2 separate regions of the Mus musculus genome follow, and region 1 is linked to region 2. A link is a loop called in an ENCODE intact Hi-C map of the cell type or tissue named here. Cell type or tissue: heart. All regions are shown on one strand. Each heading gives the region's core, and the rest is flanking DNA. Links, peaks and the distances in the headings are about the cores only. Region 1 has its middle 36 kb from the start of Gm39884. Region 2 holds the start of Gm13889 (predicted gene 13889).

The links. Hi-C counts contacts between places; a loop is a spot of excess contacts. Peaks named below come from ENCODE experiments on the same cell type or tissue, not always from the same donor. Only the 100,000 strongest peaks of a DNase experiment are listed, where the experiment ranks them.
Region 1: a loop joins it to region 2, with 2.0 times the contacts of the local background. A loop is called at or near these places in 9 of 42 quality-filtered maps.

The regions. Positions count from the first base shown.
Region 1 is chr2:93,901,769-93,910,467 of GRCm38, forward strand. It overlaps a transcript of Accsl not described here. Among named protein-coding and RNA genes, the nearest start is that of Gm39884, 36 kb to the right of the region's middle. In heart, for the core only: no CTCF peak of the experiment used is centred there; DNase peaks (open chromatin) are centred at 4,813 and 6,323.
Region 2 is chr2:93,953,277-93,961,975 of GRCm38, forward strand. It overlaps Gm13889 (predicted gene 13889), which reads right to left and starts at 3,824. Exons shown (of 1, transcript NM_001145034.1): 1 at 2,534-3,824. The coding sequence starts at 3,482. The coding sequence ends at 3,111. It overlaps Gm33160 (a long non-coding RNA gene), which reads right to left and starts at 4,244. Exons shown (of 2, transcript XR_374805.4): 1 at 4,166-4,244. In heart, for the core only: no CTCF peak of the experiment used is centred there; DNase peaks (open chromatin) are centred at 3,195 and 3,855; H3K4me3 peaks cover 2,665 bases; H3K27ac peaks cover 1,537 bases; H3K27me3 peaks cover 3,141 bases.

The DNA.
Region 1 (8,699 bases), core at 2,127-7,126, 51 kb before region 2:
CAAGCCTGGCACCTCTATGCCATCCCCACCACTGTGTCCTGCCTCAAAATGCTTCAGAAACGGTACGGGAGGAGTGTGGACCAGGATGTCAGAGTAAAGCTCTCCTCCTTTGATTTGTTCTGTGGGATATTTGAGTTGTAATCTCCACAAACCCCAGCGCATACTCTCCCCAGCACACGGCCATTTCCCAGATGGAGTGAACTAGCCAGCATGGCGTGTGTAGCTATGCCATGGAGGGCCCAGAACCCAGGCGTTAGGAGCTGCTGTCCGTCCTCCAAAACCCCGCTTGCTCTTTCTACCCTCTCCATGCAGATGACAGGGGCCTCGGTCACGGTGCAGCCATGAGAATGAGAAGGCCAAGCTTCTGCAGCCTCTGTATGAAGGAGATCAGTGGCAACCTGACCAGCAGCCTGGGAAGTTCCAGAGGATGAGAGCCTCTTTCCTGAATGCTATCGAGCTTCCTTTGTGTTAGACACTCATCGTTCTGTGATCTACTCATTATTGAAGCCTCGGCCAACTGATGCACATTCTATAATCCTAGCAGGTAGTGACACTCAGGGCATACCTTATGAGGTGGCAACAGGAACCACCAGCCAAGGCCTCTCTCTTCCAGTGGAGTATGGATGTCCTAACATTAATCACACTCTTGCCTGAGTAAGCTGAGCTTGGCCATCAGATGTCTCTCCGCACAGATCCTGTCTAGTCACCAGTGTCACTGTTAAAAGGTGGGGTCTTCAGGAGACAAGGGCACACACACTCCACCTTCTATATCAGATTAAGAGGCTAGGGCCTTTGCTGTGGTTTAGGTTGGAAGTGGCCACCTGAGTTCATGCTTTTGAATACACAGACTCCAGCTTGTGGCACTGATAACTAATACAGCATCTTAGGCCCCCTTTTTCCATCTGTCCCTTCTGCCATGAAAGGACATAGTGTTCACCCTTTTCAGAGGCCACAGCAACCAGGCACCATTTTAGAAGCAGCAAGCAAACACAGACATGGATTGGTTGGTTGCTCTCAGTCATCCTAGACTCCAGAACCAAATGACTCACTCTAAGGTCATCTGGTAGGATCAGGGGAACAAACTAAGACGACTGGGAGTTCCACCTCAGCCTTTGCCTGCAGTGACTCAGCAGTACCCACTCCGGAGAGCAAAAAAGAAGGCTCTTGATCTCTCTGTTACAGGTGGGTAAGTCAAGGCACAGAGAGGAAAGACCACAGACTACCACAGATGGAGGTGGGACTCCAAGGCAGGCCTGCTGGGGTCAGAGCTCTTGCAGAGAGAGGGCAGGGAGGCAGACAGCCAAGGAAGCTATCGGGTTTCTGGAGGGGTAACAGACAACTCTTGGGGCTTCTGTTTCTCCTTCTGGCCTGGAATCCAGACAAGCCAGGGAACAGCCTGACCGGACCTCCTGGCCTCCTGGCCGGGCCAGCTTTTAGAGTGGTCTTGTTTCTCTGCAGGAGTCTAGGTGGCTTTGAAACTTGAAACAGAGTGTGCCTGGATTGCAGATGGCTCCTGCCCAGGAGCCTGCCTCCTTCATTTCCATAGGGCTAACTACTGCCTCTTGATAGGGTGCTGTGTCCCCTGGGAGTACAGGGTGCTGAGCCAGGACTACAAAAGCCTGTGCTACCTGCCATTTCTGCAAACTGAGCCAAGCCACCAGCTCCTCATTCCACCTCCTCTGGGTGCCTGACCCTCACCTGGGTTGAGCCACACTGCGGTGCTTGGGCTGGGAGCCAAGGCTAGGGATGGGGTGGTCATGGGGTGCAGACCACAAGGAAGGGAAGGGCAAGGGCAGGCTTGCTGAATCCTGTCGTCAGAGACCCATGGCCACCACATGGCCCCAAGACGGAAAGGAAACAGGAGGCCTCTCAAAATAGACCAGCGTGTGGCTCGGCTGCATTTCCCAGCTTCCACCATCTGGCCAAGCCTGGGCTGGAAGAGAGAGGCAGGGGAGGGGAAAGGCTGTGTATGGATAGGCTCCTGACTTCTGTGGAGCAGAGTCAAGTAGGCCGCCCACCATTCACTCAGCACCTCTTCCCTTTGACTCCAGCGTCGGTGAGAGGCAATGTCATGGACGGATAAGTTAACTGAGGCTCAGAGAGGTCAAGAGGCTTGTCCAAAGCTACACAGCTGGGAGTTGACAGAACCAAGTTAGCACCACAGCACCTATGGCTACCGGCCACTGTTGATCTGATGCCTTTGGGCTGCCTCTGACCTTAGATCTGATCCCTGGAAAAACCAGAGCCTGTGACTCGTCTACGGTCCTGTCACAGCTGCCTGTGATAGTCACAGCAGCAGAGAGTTTGGAGGAAGAGTGGCTTGACCCCAGACAACCTCACTAAGGTTCCCTTTGTGTGTCAGAGTCCTGATACAGACCCTGCAAACCCCACATGTCCCTCTTTCACACCAAAGCTGGTCCCAGCCAAACACCCACCATAATGATCTATCCACCATTGCCCAGGCCTACCGGGGCCTTAACCTTCCAAGTTGCCCTAAAGGGATGTGGCCAGGAAAGTATTCGCCATCCCGCCCCACCCCCACCTCCCCAAGATCCTGAGGTCCAGGGTGCTGAAGACTGCATGTACAGAGAGACAGCCAGCTAAGACACCAATCTGTCCTTCATGCAGTCACTCAACAACCATATACAGGGTGATTGCTGTTCCTGAAACCAGAGCTAGGCCAGCCACATGGGAATTGTCCCTGTTCCCATTGACCACGACCTCAGGCTTCCTTCATGTGACAATTATGGTGATTCCATTTCCACTGGCTCTCCTTGATTCCAGTGCTGGGGCCTTGGGGTGAGGCATAAGGTAGGTTCCCAGGGCTACACCTACCACGATGCTCACCCCAGAACAGTACCATTGTCCAGGTCAGGCTAGTGTCCCCAGGATATACTGATAGTCTGGGTACCAGCTATCTGGAGGCTTTCTGAAAGGGAGCAGTGGCCTTATGTCCCACAGGGGCCCAGATCAGAGGCAGGGAAGGAAACAACGGGAAGGAGAGGAGATAAGAGAAAGGTAAGTGGAGAGAAGAGACAGAGGACAAAGAGAAGCAAAGGAAAGAGGCACAGGAAAGGAAAGCAGGGAGAGGCGGAAACTAAGCGCATGTTCTCCACCCAGGCCCAGGCCCACATGAGAGCCGGTCTTGGTAGCCTGTCTTCTCCACCCAGCAGCCAGATAGGACAGTGCAAGAAGTGGTACCCAGAGCCTGCAGGGCCCCAAACATAAGTGCTGCCCTTAAAACCAGGCCAACCTGGGAGAGCTTTGGGAGGGAGGCTGTGACTTTGCCTCTGTGTGTTTGGCTTGTGCAGCTTCTTCATGAGTGTTCCTGGCCACTCAGGATTGGTCCAGACCACGGTGGAGTGCTCCAGACCATGGTGGAGTGCTCCAGACCATGGTGGAGTGCTCCAGACCATGGTGGAGTGCTCCAGACCATGGTGGAGTGCTCCAGACCATGGTGGAATGCTCCAGACCACGGTGGAGTGTTCCAGACCACAGTGGAGTGCTCCAGACTGCAGTGGAGTGCTCGAGGACTCACAAGAAGCTAGGAAGGGCAGCAGGGTTCATAGGCGGAAGGAAGCTTCCACAGAGCTGCAGAGACCAGTCTGCACTTGATCCAAAGGGAACAAAGAAAAAGTGGAAGGAGCCTGGAAATCAGGGCCTCAGCACTGAACCTAAGCTAACTGGAATCTGTTTCAGAGGGAGTGTATGGGACACCTGGCTTGCTGTAGAAGCCTGTGCATTGTGGAGCAAGGCCACCTTCTGTGCCTTCCATGGGACCTGATTATCTCCTCTATAAGCTGGGGATAAGAAAAATGCACAATCCTGCAGGGTGAGGGTTAGATGAGGTTAGATGCAGAAGGGGCTCAGCAGACAACACACTATAAATTGTTTGCCAAGCAGGGCATTCAGAAGGCAGAGGCAGGAGGATGTCTGTGAGTTCAAGGCCAGCCTAGTAGTCTACATATCGAGTTCCAGGATATGTAGAGAGACCAAGACTATGTAGAGAGATACTGTCTCAAAACAACTACTACCACCACAACAAACCCACCCAAAAAACAAAACAATAATAAAAAAATTGCTTGTTATTATTAATCGTTGCTTCAGCTGCCATCTTTGTTGATGTTGACACAAGGCTAGGTCAGTGCCTGCCCCTGGGACTATAAAAGGAATGAAAATATAAGCCAGTGCTCTAAGACTTTATAGTCAAATGCTCAGAGCAAGCCAGAAGCCAAAAGTTGTTCACACTTTAGTATAAATTACTGTTACAAGTTACTGTCCTTAAAAGAAGGGAGGAGACTTCCTTGTGAAAAGGCAAAATCCATTCGAGAAAGGGCATCACAGAATGGAAAACTCCCGCTGGGGAGGTCATAGAGTCAGGGAATCTGTCTGTCCTATTCTGGGAAGAGATGGTGGAAGGGTTACAGATCTGTTCTGAGTTTCGAAAGAGACTCTTCCAGATTCTAGAAGTCCCCTGCAGCAGTAGAAGGGAAAAAGCACTCTTTTAAAATACCTATAAGGAAAAGCCTCATTTGCCCAAAGCATGTTGTTCCCACCATTCCCACCAACCTTCTTCATCCTTTCACTGGGCCCTAGCCTTGAGCCTAGGAGATGAACTCTCTTGATCCCATTCATTTGCCAGGTGATTCAGGCTGGTTTGGGGAAATCGGCTAGGTCTCTGGGCTTTTCCCCGCTTGCTCCTCCCACAAGTCAGAACAGTCCCTGGTCCTGGCCTGAGTGACCTTTCAGTCTCAGAGGGGCCAGATCCAGCCAGGGAACAGGGCCGGTGACCCAGATTCCACTTCCTGTCTTGCTTCCCTCCATCCCCAGACGCCAGCTGCATCTGGAACTGACAGCAGGCCAGCAGAAAACCTTTCACAGGCCTTTGCTGGCAGCAGTGGAATCAGTAGCAGGCAGCCTCTGGGCTGGGCACCTGTAGTCCTTCCCCACAGCCAGGATCAGCCACAACAGGGACCCAGACACCACATCTCATCCAGCCCTGACTCCCAATTCACAGAAGGACAGACAGAGAGGCCCAGAGCAAAGCTAAACAATGGGAGGCTAACTGAACCCACATTCACCTCGCCCAACAACACCGTCTGCTCCCAGATTCTCAGAAAGTCCCACAGGCCTTAGGTATAGAAATCAGTGCCTGGGTAGGCTCGGAAAGGAAGGGAACTCCTGCTGGGTGCATCCCTACAGGCATTCAGGGATATGCAATCAATTGTCCCAGGCTCAGCCATGCCATGGCATGGCTATATTTTCCTAGAGAGCTCTCATTTTCTCATCTTTTAGGACAGTGAGGAAACACACTGCCACAGCCACAGAGGCTTGTCATGCATACCATGAAATGAATCCACACTGCAGACCTAGACAGGTTTCTGCACTTAACAGGGAGAGGCCCAGCCAACATGCAAACAAAGGATATATAGGATACCAGTTGAGTTATCTACATGGCAAAGGCAAGCTGTGCTGAGGTGCATCTGGTAGACAGAAGGATGGGTGGTGGTCCCTGGCTCTGAGCAGGTGACATTTAGGCTGAGCCAAGAAAATAAGAAAGAATAAGGAAGTCTCAGGGGTGGTGGGGGTGGGGAGAGGTGGGGGAAGGCAGGGAATACTGTCATTCACCCTGGGAGAGACCTGTCAGGCCAGACAACACCAGTTTCCTTTTGACTGGAACACAGATCATGTCTTGGAAGTACCACAAAGCCAGACAAAGGTAGCATGAGGATTTCTATGCCTTAAGATTAGGCTTTCCTCTGGATAAAAGGGTGAACTCTGGCGGGATGAGAGATGGAGGCAGGAAGATGTGTTGATGGCAGCTCGAACCAGACTATCTGAAGAGAGTCTGGGCTGGTTAGGGCGACCGGCTCAGCAGAGGAGTCAGTGAGTGTTAAGAGAGGAATGCAGAATGACTCCAGTTGTCCTATGTTAATAGCTGTGTGGCTGCCTTTCCCAAGACTGTAGAAAGTGAAATGAAGCCAGCAGCCAGCCTCAGGCAAGCCAAGGCTGGACAGACCTGTGTTGCCCAAGGGTCTGGCTAAGTGGGCAGTTAACAACCACGGCCATCACATTTACATATGCCTCTCTTGGTTACTGTGGGCTTTCCTACCACACCGAGGTGCTGGAGGGCAGGTACCCAGATTCTAGGCTCCTGGCTCTGTTCTCAGCAAGAGAATGCTCAGTGCTGGGCCTGTGGGCAGCTCATAAGTATTTATGAGCAAGCAATATGCTCAGAAGCCGGAACCAGAGTGATGTTCACAGCCAGCTCCAGGGCCTGCCTGCTGGTCCCCCTGGGAGACTCCATCCTGGGACTGCTCTTTCCTACCTCTGTTGCTCAGGCTTCCCAGCTTCCTGCCAGGAAATGCAGCCCCAGGCTTAAATCATTAGCTGGAACCTCCTCTCACAGCCAGCTTCTGTTTGCAACAACACTTTGCCTCTGCTAACTTGAAGGATGCTTCAGTTCGCCCTGGGTGGCACACTGAAGCAGAAAAGTGTCAGAGAGGTGCTTGCGCAGCAAGGAGGGGACCACAGGCCTCCCGTCACCTGCTCCACAAGGACACTGCATTTAAAATAAACCACAGTAAAGCATCTAAGAAGAAGAACTCTGCCTTTCTCCACCCAGGCTGCTTAAGAAAACACCACAGGCTGGTGCCGTAAACAACATAAAGCTGTTCCTCCCAGTCCTGGAGGCTGCAAGCCTGAGATCCTGGCGCCAGCACCTGGATAGGACCTGCTTTCTGCCCTACATAGATGGGGGGTCTTCTCTGGAGACCTCGGATTGTGGAAGCAGGGCTGATGGGTCTCTTGAGCATCCTGTAAAGACAGTGCTCTGCTCGCAAGCTCCACCCCTAACATAATCAGGTCCTAAAGGCCCTGCCTCCCAATCCCACAATCTTTCAGGGTAGAGATGGGGATGGGGATTAAGGTCCTGATGGGTGAATTGGGAAAGGGACAGGGGACAGCCTGGAGCTGAGAGTGAATGGTGATTGATAGCTATTGTAACCTTTGCCCAAGGAGAGCACAGGGCTAGTCCCAGGGCACCCAGGTCACATAAGGAGTGAACTTGAACACACAGCCCTCCCCAGCCTTTGAATGGGAGTCCCTAGAGGCTTAGCCTCCTGTCTTGAGACTTCCAGGTTCAAGCATATTCCATGCTACAGGCACTTTCTGTTCCTGATTATTTAAGACCTAATGCAGAAGTTCTGAACCTTTCTAATGCTGTGACCCTTTAGTACAGCTCCCCATGTTGTGGTGACCCCCAACCATTAAAAATCATTTTCATGGCTACTTCACAACTGTAATGTTGATGGTGTTATGAATCTTAATGTAAATATCTGGCAGGATACCTGATATGCGATCCCAACAAAAGGGTTGTTCATAAGGGGCTGAAACCCACAGGTTGAGAACCCTTGCCCTAATGAAAAGCATTCACTGCACTTCATTGGGCAGCTCTGGAGCCTCAGTTTCCCCATTTGGCAAATGGGGAGTTGCATGCAATGTGGCCAATCCCTTGAAGTTTTAAAAACAAAAAACTGAGAGTCTCCCTCATCTCTGAAGCCCAGCTCTGAAGGCTCCTCAGGAGGACCCGAAGACCCCGGATTAAAGGGCTGCAGAGATGGTTCCTGGCAAAGTGCTTGCTGGGCTTGAGGAAGGATCTGAGCTTGGAAACTGAGAACCCCACATAAAAGCCTGGCATGGCGGTGCTTGCCCGTGATCCCAGCACTGGGGAGGCAGATACAGGTGGAACCCTGAAGGTGGATGGCCAGCTAGGTAAACGAATGACCACAAAGCTCAGTGAGAGAGCTTGCCTCAAAAACAAGGTGAGAAGTGATTGAGGAAGACACTCAGTGTTGGCCTCTGACCTCCACATCTACACACATGAATGCATACACACACACACACACACACACACACACACACACACACAGTCAGACAGACAGACAGACAGGTCTCCCATGTTCCTGTCACAACACAGCTATCCAGGGTCTCCACAGGAGTTGGTGACATTGAGCCGGGAGACCACTGCAGAGCAGCGCCCAGTCATTTCCCAGCAGACACATGCCACCTGCTCTCTCTACACAGACCCATGGCCCCATGCCTAGAACAGTGTTCCTTGGTTGGGCAAGGCTGTAACAGGAGCTAAATCTGCTTGGAAAACCTATTGTGTAACTCTGCCCTTCCATGAAAGGCATACAGCCACCGGGAAAGGCAGCTTGAAGGAGCCAGGACTTTCTTTGAAGTAAATATCTTGGCACGACCCACTAAGAAATGTCCTTTTGAACGTTACTAACTCTAGGTTACTGCTAATTTACTCTGAGCTAGTGACAGTGTCCTGGTCTAGTATCCCAGGAGACCAAGCCTCATGGGATCACTGTCAAGTGGACACAGAACTCTGGGATGTGACTGCCTACCCACAAACCTCATGTTTGGATCTAGAAGAGGTCTGAGTCTGTGACTTACCACTGTGTTTCCTCTCCTAAGACCAGCAAGCCATGTGCTTTCAGGAACTACCAAAAGATATTTTGAACCAAGTCTAAATAAAGCAGACAGCGTGACAGGGAGATGGAGGGGACGTTTCAATAAGCAAAGCCACACACAGTCATGATTCCTTATAACCCAAGGTGCCCTAAAGACAACTCCAGAATGCATCCTTGACTGGAGGGCATAGTAATGGCCATATGTGATGTACCAGGAAT
Region 2 (8,699 bases), core at 1,649-6,648:
CCAGGCCCTTTGAAGGAGCCCTGCTCCCAAGACTTACCTCCGTCTTCCTCGGTGCCAGCCAGATAAGGGCACCAGCATCCCTTAGGCGTGGCCACATCACAACCTCAGTGTTCCTCACTAGCCCTCTCTGAGTCACTGACTCTACTGCACATCTTTTCCCATCATGCCCCAGAACTTTCTAAGAACCTGGGACAGATGGAATATCACTTCTATGGCTGTAAGCAGAGGTCTTAGCTTAAATGTAGGTCAGCTACCCAATAGGATTTTATTAAACAGTGATGCAGATCTGTATTACGGACACTAAATGCAGATACACTCAAGTCATAATGAAGCCTGACAATAACTCACAGAGCGCAAACCCCTTTTATCCAAGAATCCAAATGTGTACACCTAGACAGGGCTTCCAAAATGTCCGTCTGTTCACCCAGGGCGGTGGGAGTATAAAGGATGAATTTTGCACTCTACTGAACAAATATTCCTTGGATGATAAATATTAGAATAATCCAAAAACAAACAAGAATTAGTGAAACATGCTTATCACGTCAGCACTTGGGAAGCGGAGCAGCAAAAGCAGGGATTCACGGCTGTCTTCAGCTGCATTGGGATCTGGAGGCCAGCCAGCCAAGGCAAATAAGACTGTCTCACACACACACACACACACACACACACACACACACACACATACACACGCCAATGATGCCGCTGCCACCACAACCACTGCCACCACCACTAAACATATGACCGCTTCTCCGGGAGTACAAATGCTGAACTCATGGGCTCTCTGTTGCCTTTTGATTCGTTTTAACCCAGCAAACATTTCAGAAGTGGCTAGTCAGCGCTGGTTCCCACCAGTGGCTGAGCAGAGTCAGAGGGCTGTGTATGGATCCTACAATAACCCTCCATGTGGGCTGGGATGGCCCATGGAGACAGTCTAGGAAGGCCTTCAGTGAGGTAGGGGGTGTCATCCAGACACCTGGGACATCTGGTTCTCAGGAGGAAAAGGAGCCACAGTTGAAGAGCTAGACAAGGATAAGGTGGGGGGGGGGACAGGAAAGTCCATAGTGGAGCTGTAGCCTCTTGCTCCCCACCCTGGAGCTCGGGCCAGCCCAGTCTGACCGCTGCAGTGACTGTTATCAAACCATAGTTGCCTCTCAAAAGTGAAGCCCTGGCAGCTAAGGGCATCCTGTCAGTCTTCCTGTCACAGGGAGCCATTTTGAGTATCATGGTGTTCTCAAGGGCTGGGATGGAGCTAAAGACCCTAATCACCAGGACCTGGTGTTTGTTTTCCCATCTCTGAGCCAGTCAGGGAGGCAACCTTTCATAACTAACGTGTCTCCTTGTTTGTTCCATTTCTGCTGCTTTCTGGCTTGCAGAAGTAGGGCTTCAAGAGGTACAGAGTAAGGAGAGAAAGGGCAGTTCAGATCCTAAAGTGGGTCGTGTGCCAAGAAGATAGACAGGCAGGCAGGCAGGCAGGCAGGCAGGCAGACAGACAGAGATTCAAACTGGCACACACACACACACACACACACACACACACACACACACACACACACACACACCACTACTAGGGGGCGCCTGAGTACAGGGACCAGGTTACCCCCGAGCAGAGGTAGTATCTGTTCTCAGGATTAAGCAGTCTAGCCCTGGACTGATTCTGTAGGGCTGGTCAGAGACTGGGTGTGAGCACAGGCTCTTCTTAGTCGAATGTTGTTTGTCACTCGGGTCGCCACCTGCGGCGTAGGCGACACTCTACATAGCTAGCTAGCTCAGGGGACTTGGAATGTGGAGCGGCTGCTGAAGAGCCCTGGAAAGGGAAAGTAGAGCCAGAGTCAGAAGAATCTGCAGCCCTCCACACTCCATGTGCTTCCTTCCTGGCTGCTAGGCTTGCTTTCTTCGCTGAAAACCAAGACCCAAGCCGAGAACGAGTGAGAGATGCCGTGGGAACCTGGCGCCTGAAGGCTCTGATTCTTCCTAGGCGGAAGCTAGAAGGAGCCTAGGAAAAGCGAGGGAGGAAGGAACCTGATCACCCGAAGCGCAGGTGCACCGGGCACAGAGCTGAGTCAGCGAGGGTTGAGAGGGCGGGACGGGAGGAAGAGTCGCTCACCTGCGGGGACAGCGAATGTTCACCCACGCACTCGCTCTCCCTCGGGTACCACGGCTCAAACATCCCAGCCCGACTTGCCCATTGTTGGCTCGAATTTGGTCCCCTGCGGTATCCCAGCACTCCCTCAAAGAAACCATGGCCAGGAAAGGGCAGAGAGTGGAGTGAACCTTGCTAAGTGCTAAGTGACCTGGACCTCCCTGGGAGGTCACAGTTAGAGTGCGCTCTCCATCCTCGGAACATCACCCTCGCCTCTCAGACCGTGTGGAGAGCAGACCAGGTGGCAGGAGCACCGGAGGTGTCACCTCAATCTGGAAGTTTTGTGAGCTACCTCCACTTGATCCTCCATGCCCCCCCCCCCATCCACATCCCCTCCTCCTCTGCCTTCCAAACCGGACCCCTAAGGTTCAAGAAGTCCAAAGCCCGGAGAAGTGCACAGTGTAAATATATTGGCTTTATTTGTGTCCATTTAGACTCCTCACAGACAACATCCAGGTAAAAAGACCGTTAAATAAAACGCCTTCAGCTATTGCAATGCAAAAATAAATATCAATCCTCGGCTGCAGCAGCAGCCGCGCTGCGCCCCAAGTCCCCTCAGTTAGCCCAACAATTATAAAAAGTGTTCAGCGAAAGTGTCGGCGTGAGTGTGAACGGGTGTGCGCTGGAGGTGGGGCACAGTGGAGCGGTGTGCAGAATCCGAATTGCATCGGCGACCCCCGGCGACGAGCCGACTCAGCGGAGCCGCCTCCCGCGCACACTCACAGCAGAGTTCGGACTGGGAAAGAGTTAAAAAATAAACATTTACAAGGGCAAAGAAAGCGACTCCCCTCCCTGGCGTCCCCGAACGCTCTTCGGGACCCCGGTGGGTCCGCAGCCGGGCTACAGTCCCAAGGAGTGAGGGGAGCTGACCCCGGGTGGTCGGGGCCGCCTGGGGAGCGGGTCCCCTCCGGATGCTCCCTCTGTTTCCCGGCGCTTGGCGGTGGAGCAAGTCCCCAAGCGGGCTACCGCCTCACAGGGCCGAGTCGGAGTCGCTGGAGTCCAGGCTGTTCCTCAGTTTGCAGCTGCCGAGCGGCTCCCTCTGCAGCGACAGGCTCTGCGTGCTGCGGCGCAGGCACTCCAAGCTCTGCAGGAACGACTTCTTGGCCTTCTCCTCCTCCATCGGGGACACCCCCTCCTCCTCCACCTCCTGGATCTCGTCGAAGGTCACCGGCTGCGTCTTGAAGCGGGACTGGCGTGGCCGCCGCAGCCGGCCCTTGCCCTTGGGCAGCTTGGCGGGCCGCACCGGCTGCGGGAACTCATCGGTCAGGCACACGAAGTGTGGCATCACCGCTTGGTAGCTGGAGCAGATGCCCATGAGCTCGCCGGGCTTGGCGGCCGCCATGGCGCCGTCGGCGGGTGCGGAGCCGGGGGGTGGCGGGGCGCCCGGGCTCTCCGGGGGCGGCCGCGGCTCCGGGGTCCCCCGGGAGGCGACAGCCTGGGGCTCTCCGGGCGGGGGATCCAAATCTGCTGCGGGGTGGCGGCGGGCCTCGCTGGCCCGAGCCGACGCTGCTGGAGAGGGATAGCGGGCGGGCGGGCCCGTCGGGGGGCGCGGGGCTGCGCTGCGCTGCTCGGCGATGCTTCGAGAGGCTCCCTGCCGCCCCTGTCGCGGTCGCTGTCGCTGTCGCCGTGTACCCCGCGGCGGCCCGCCTAGCCGCTTATATAGCCCGCCTCTGCCCACACGGCTGCAAGCTCGGATGACAGCGAATGCCATTTAAAGCGTGCGCGCCCCGCGCCCTTCCGCCTGACGTCGCCCTCCCCGCCACTCTGGGAAAGTAACGGTCCCTTCCCCGGCACCGCCCGCCAGCCACGCTCCGGAAGGCGCGCCCCGCCTGCCGCGGCCCATCCAGCAAGAGCACCCCGCTGCTTCTGGACCCACAGAACCGAGCCACCACTGTAGGTTCTGGGATTACCCCAGCCCCAAGTCTGCACAGATCCGAGTGGCCAAGAGGTTTCAGATCGCTCCCCACCCTCCCCCACCCCCCAGCTCCAATCACTCCAGAGGCGCAGGCTCTTCCCCCTTGGTACCTTTCCAGGCACACTGGCCACAGGGCAGTTGCTGGTTCTCCTGCCAGTCTCCACAGCCAGGGTGCCCAACTCCCAGTGCTTGATCTCTGAAAAATGGGAGGGCTTCTGAAACTCTGCCACCCCCTCCCCAGGCTCCGTAAGCTCTACACACACACACACACACACACACACACACACACACACACACACGCCTTTACGCACGAATACAAACACACCCCATTATTCCACTCCAGTTCTTCCATTCCCTAGATGCTTCTCCCCACACTCTCCCCACCCCAAGTCCCTCCGGCACCCCCATTCATGAACCGCAGAGTGGCACTTGGATAGGGCACTAACAACAATAATAATAGCTCCCATCTGGTATACTTTATTCAAGCTTGCTAGCAAGCTCCCTGAACATATATTATCTTGTTCATCCTCCTAACAGCCGGGTGGGATAATTAGTATTCCTTCAATTTCACACGAGAAAAGGGAGGCTCGGAAGGGCTAATTAACTAGTCCACTAGAAACTGAAGGAAACGGGTAGGATAGACTCCGGAGGCTAATGCTAAGGGTAGCATTCCCAAGACTTTGGAGAGAGGCCTTGCCCAGGATACTCACCGCCTCTGGCAACAGAGGGTCTCAGTGAGGTTTGGCTTCCCTATATATCCACGACCAGAAGCCAATTAAGACTTTGTGTGAGCACTCAGGGTGTAAACAAGAGCAGCAATGGAAGAGTCCTTGAATACAGGGCGGTGGTATACACCTGTAATCCCAGCCCTTGGGAGATGGAGGCCAGAGAATCAGGAGTTCAAAGCCAGCCCTGGCTGGATAGAGAACTCCAAGCTAGCCTAAGCTACAGGAGAGCTTGTTAAGACAGGGAGAGAGACACAGAAGGAGCCCACAGCCTCCCTCTTAAAAGTTGCACTCCAGTGGGAGGGAGCATGAAAACATCAACAAGAACTGGAGTCTTGAAGGAAATGCAGAGGGAGGTGTGCAGAGCCAGTCACCAGGAGAGAGTGGGTGGCACTGCCAAGCAGTCCAAACGCACTAGGGTAAGTTCTGGCTATGCATCAACTCAACTCGTCCATTGCAAGTGTGCACTATGCTAGCTTCTCAGCAACCTTGGGTAGCCAGAGTCACTATCACCGCTGTGCACTCATGAGAGGACAAAGGCACAAGAGAGCTAAGCAACTTGCCAACAGTAGTCAGCAGTAGAGCTGAGATCCAGGCATCCTGGCTCCCAAGTGCTCACTCTTAGCCACCACACTGAAGTGAAAAATTAAGCAGTATGTGTGTGTGTGTGTGTGTGTGTGTGTGTTGGGGGGTGATGAAGGAACAAACCACATGGGTGCCAAGGCAGGAGGAAAGTGTTTGGACATCAGGTACAGATCACTAAGGCAACAATAAGATCGGTGAGTGCACAGCCAACCATTGGACTGAGCGTGGGGACCCCAGTGGAGGAGTTAGAGAAAGGACTGAAGGAGCTGAAGGGGTTTGCAGCCCCATATGAAGAACAACATCAACCAGGACCCTCCCCCCATCACCCGAGCTCCCAGGGACTAAATCACCAACCAAAGAGTATACATGGAGGGTCCCATGGCTCCAGCTGCATATGCAGCAGAGGATGGCCTTGTCAGGCATCAATGGGAGGAGAGGCCCTTGGTCCTGTGAAGGCTTGATTCCCCAGTGTAGGGAAATGCCAGGGTGGTGGGGAGGGAGTGGGTGAGTGGGTGGGGGAGCAGCCTTATAGAAACAGGGGAAGGGGGCGGGGATAGAGGGTTACAGATAAGAAGCTGGGAAAGGGGACAACACTTGAAATGTAAATACATAAAATATCCAATAAAAATAATAATTAAAAAAAAAAGATTGGTGAGTGCAGCAACCATGGGGCAGCCTTTGTGACTGAACAGGGGAGGAAGACAAGAAGTAGATACAGCTTCGTAAGGTCGTGAGACCATGTCATAGGGACAGAATTTCACCACGAGGACGTCAGTATGGTATTGAAACAGTTTCCTCCAATTGATGTTTTCCAAAACTCAGTCTGAATATTGTGAGGAGAGAAGCCTGGGAAAAAGCAGGGTATCCACTTTGGCGTGGCCTCCGGTCACATGACCTTGGGTCACATGACCTCAGACTCAGTCCACTAAAGCCTCTCATTAGGGATGCAGAGAAATGGTTTGACTTGTGATGTATCTGAAGATATGGTGTGGTCACGGGGACCAAGGCTAACTTTTGTGCATTTGACTCCAGTAAGCGTTCAAGGGTACTATTTACTATCAGGTGTAAAGTCTGTCAGCTGGCCACCAAAACTCATTTTCTGCCTGTGTGAGATCCGAAATGCTCACGACAGAATTATACCAGGTCCGAGAACACAGTGAGCTTGCATCTTAAAACTTTAGGCAATGCTCTGTGCATTGCCTTTAACAGGAGTTTAAGCAATGCTCCATATATCAGTATGGGTACCCAGAAGGGAAAGCTGTTCCTGATAAATTTCAAATCCACAGCACTGGCTTAGACAGCTACTAGAGAGTAGAACCCCAAGACCTTTGTTATGGCAGAGTAAAATGCTTATCACTGATATCATGTACAGACAGCTATTTGGAAATCAGACCACATGCCTACTGAGCCTATAAGATTCTACCAAAGAAAAAATGGTTAGGAAGAGCCAAAAAAAAATTTTTTTTTTGCACGTGTTGCCTGATTGGTGTTGCTTTTAGCAAGATATTACAAGAAAGAGATTGGCTGGCTTGCAAGAGGAGGCAGGCAGAAATAGAGTCCAGAAAACTGATGTCCTTGGGGTTGGAAAAGCCATCTAGACATCCAAAGGGCATGTGATCAGACCAGGGCCCAGAGTCTCTTAAAGCCTGCCTGTTATGCCAAAGATTAAGTCTTCAAAATCACTGCTAGGGCCAAGTAGTATATTAAAGGTGTCATCCAAATCTATCATTTTTGGATCTCCCTGGGGTGACTCTCATTGTAAAATAGTGAAAAGTGACCGGTTGGCCAGAGAGACAGTAACTGTCAGGAAAGCAGTTAACAGCCACATGGAACTGTCTAGAACCAGATAAACCTGAAGCCAGCTAAGGTTCTGGGGGAGTTGATGTCACCAACAAAGTTGCAAAGGAGCCCAAGACAGACTGTTCTGAAAGGAGGGTAAATGGGCAACCAACTGCCAGTTCAGCCCTTGGTCGGGGATGGAGAGGGCAACAGGGCCATCCACACAGAGCTTTGTCCCATGGTTTCTAAGAGTATGCTTGGGCAGAGCCCACTAGCTACCCACACAGCTGAGTCACATTCCTCAATGCTCCCCCTAGCCCGCCCCATAGCAAGGAGACCACTCAGCTGAACTGCCTTCCGTGGGATGTGGCCAGCAATAGCATGTCACTTGTATCTTTCCAAGAGCAACTGCCTGCTGTGACTTTCCTCTCCCTCTGGTGGGACCAGCAATGAAGAGATCACGGGAACGTTACGTTAAAGGCAGTAGTACCACCGTTGATCTGGGTTCCCTCAAAGGCTAAGTAGAGCTGAGTTGTCTACCAGCTTGAACTTTCCTCAGAGCTATGAGAACACAACTATATATTAAAGCTTTTCTAGTTTGAAGTCTTTACATTGACACAACATTGTCCTGGCGGGGGGGAGGGGGGGCTCATGAAATGTCCAAGTAGAGATGCCAAGAAAGAATGGGGCTTAGGGGAGGCCTGTGGGGTTGGAGTGAAGATTTCAGGATTCATCGGGTCCAACAGCATTCATTGGAGGCTGGAAAAAGACTCACTCTTCAGACAGAGGGCTGGGACAGGCCTATACTAGGAGAAGGGCGGGGGACAGTCAGTCACCTGCTTGCTGTGCAAGCATGAAGCATGAAGCCCTGAATTAGATCGACAGAACTCATGAGAACGAGTTGGATATGGTAACATGCGCTTGCAATCTCGGGACTAGGGAGGTGGAGACAGGCTTGACCCCTGGTCCCTGGCCTCAGCTATAGGTGAGTGGCAGATCAATGAGAGAAGACCCTGTCTAAAAATAATAAAACAAGGTGGATAGCTCCTGAGTAACCCGCCTAGGCTACCGAATGAGCTACAGACCAATGAGGGAGACTAAGAGGAAATGTCAGAATCTAAGAGAGGTTCTCACAGGATGAGAGTCCAGAGGCCCTTTCTAGCCTGGCTCTACCAGAACCCACTGTGTGGCCTTAGATACGTCACCTGTTGGCCAACGCACAGCTCCAATTGCCACCTCCACACTGTGTGAAGCCCTTCCTGTTTACCTTCCTCAAGGCGGCCCCTTGGTCCCCTTTGCAATATACCCATCTCCACGTCAGAGCTTTGTCCTGCGTGTTGTTTCTCTCCCTGGTCTTTCAGCCGCGGTCACAGGACAGATCTGGCACACACAGGGTGCACAAGCCCTTTTGGAATGGACAACCGCCATGCTCACCAATTTCTGGGGCTCCCAGCAGGCCATGCTGTCTCTGCCAAGTCTTCCTTTCTAACAGGAAGCTCTCCTGGCTCCAACTTCCTAGCCAGCTGCCCTGGACTGTCCCTCTCCACTCTCGGAT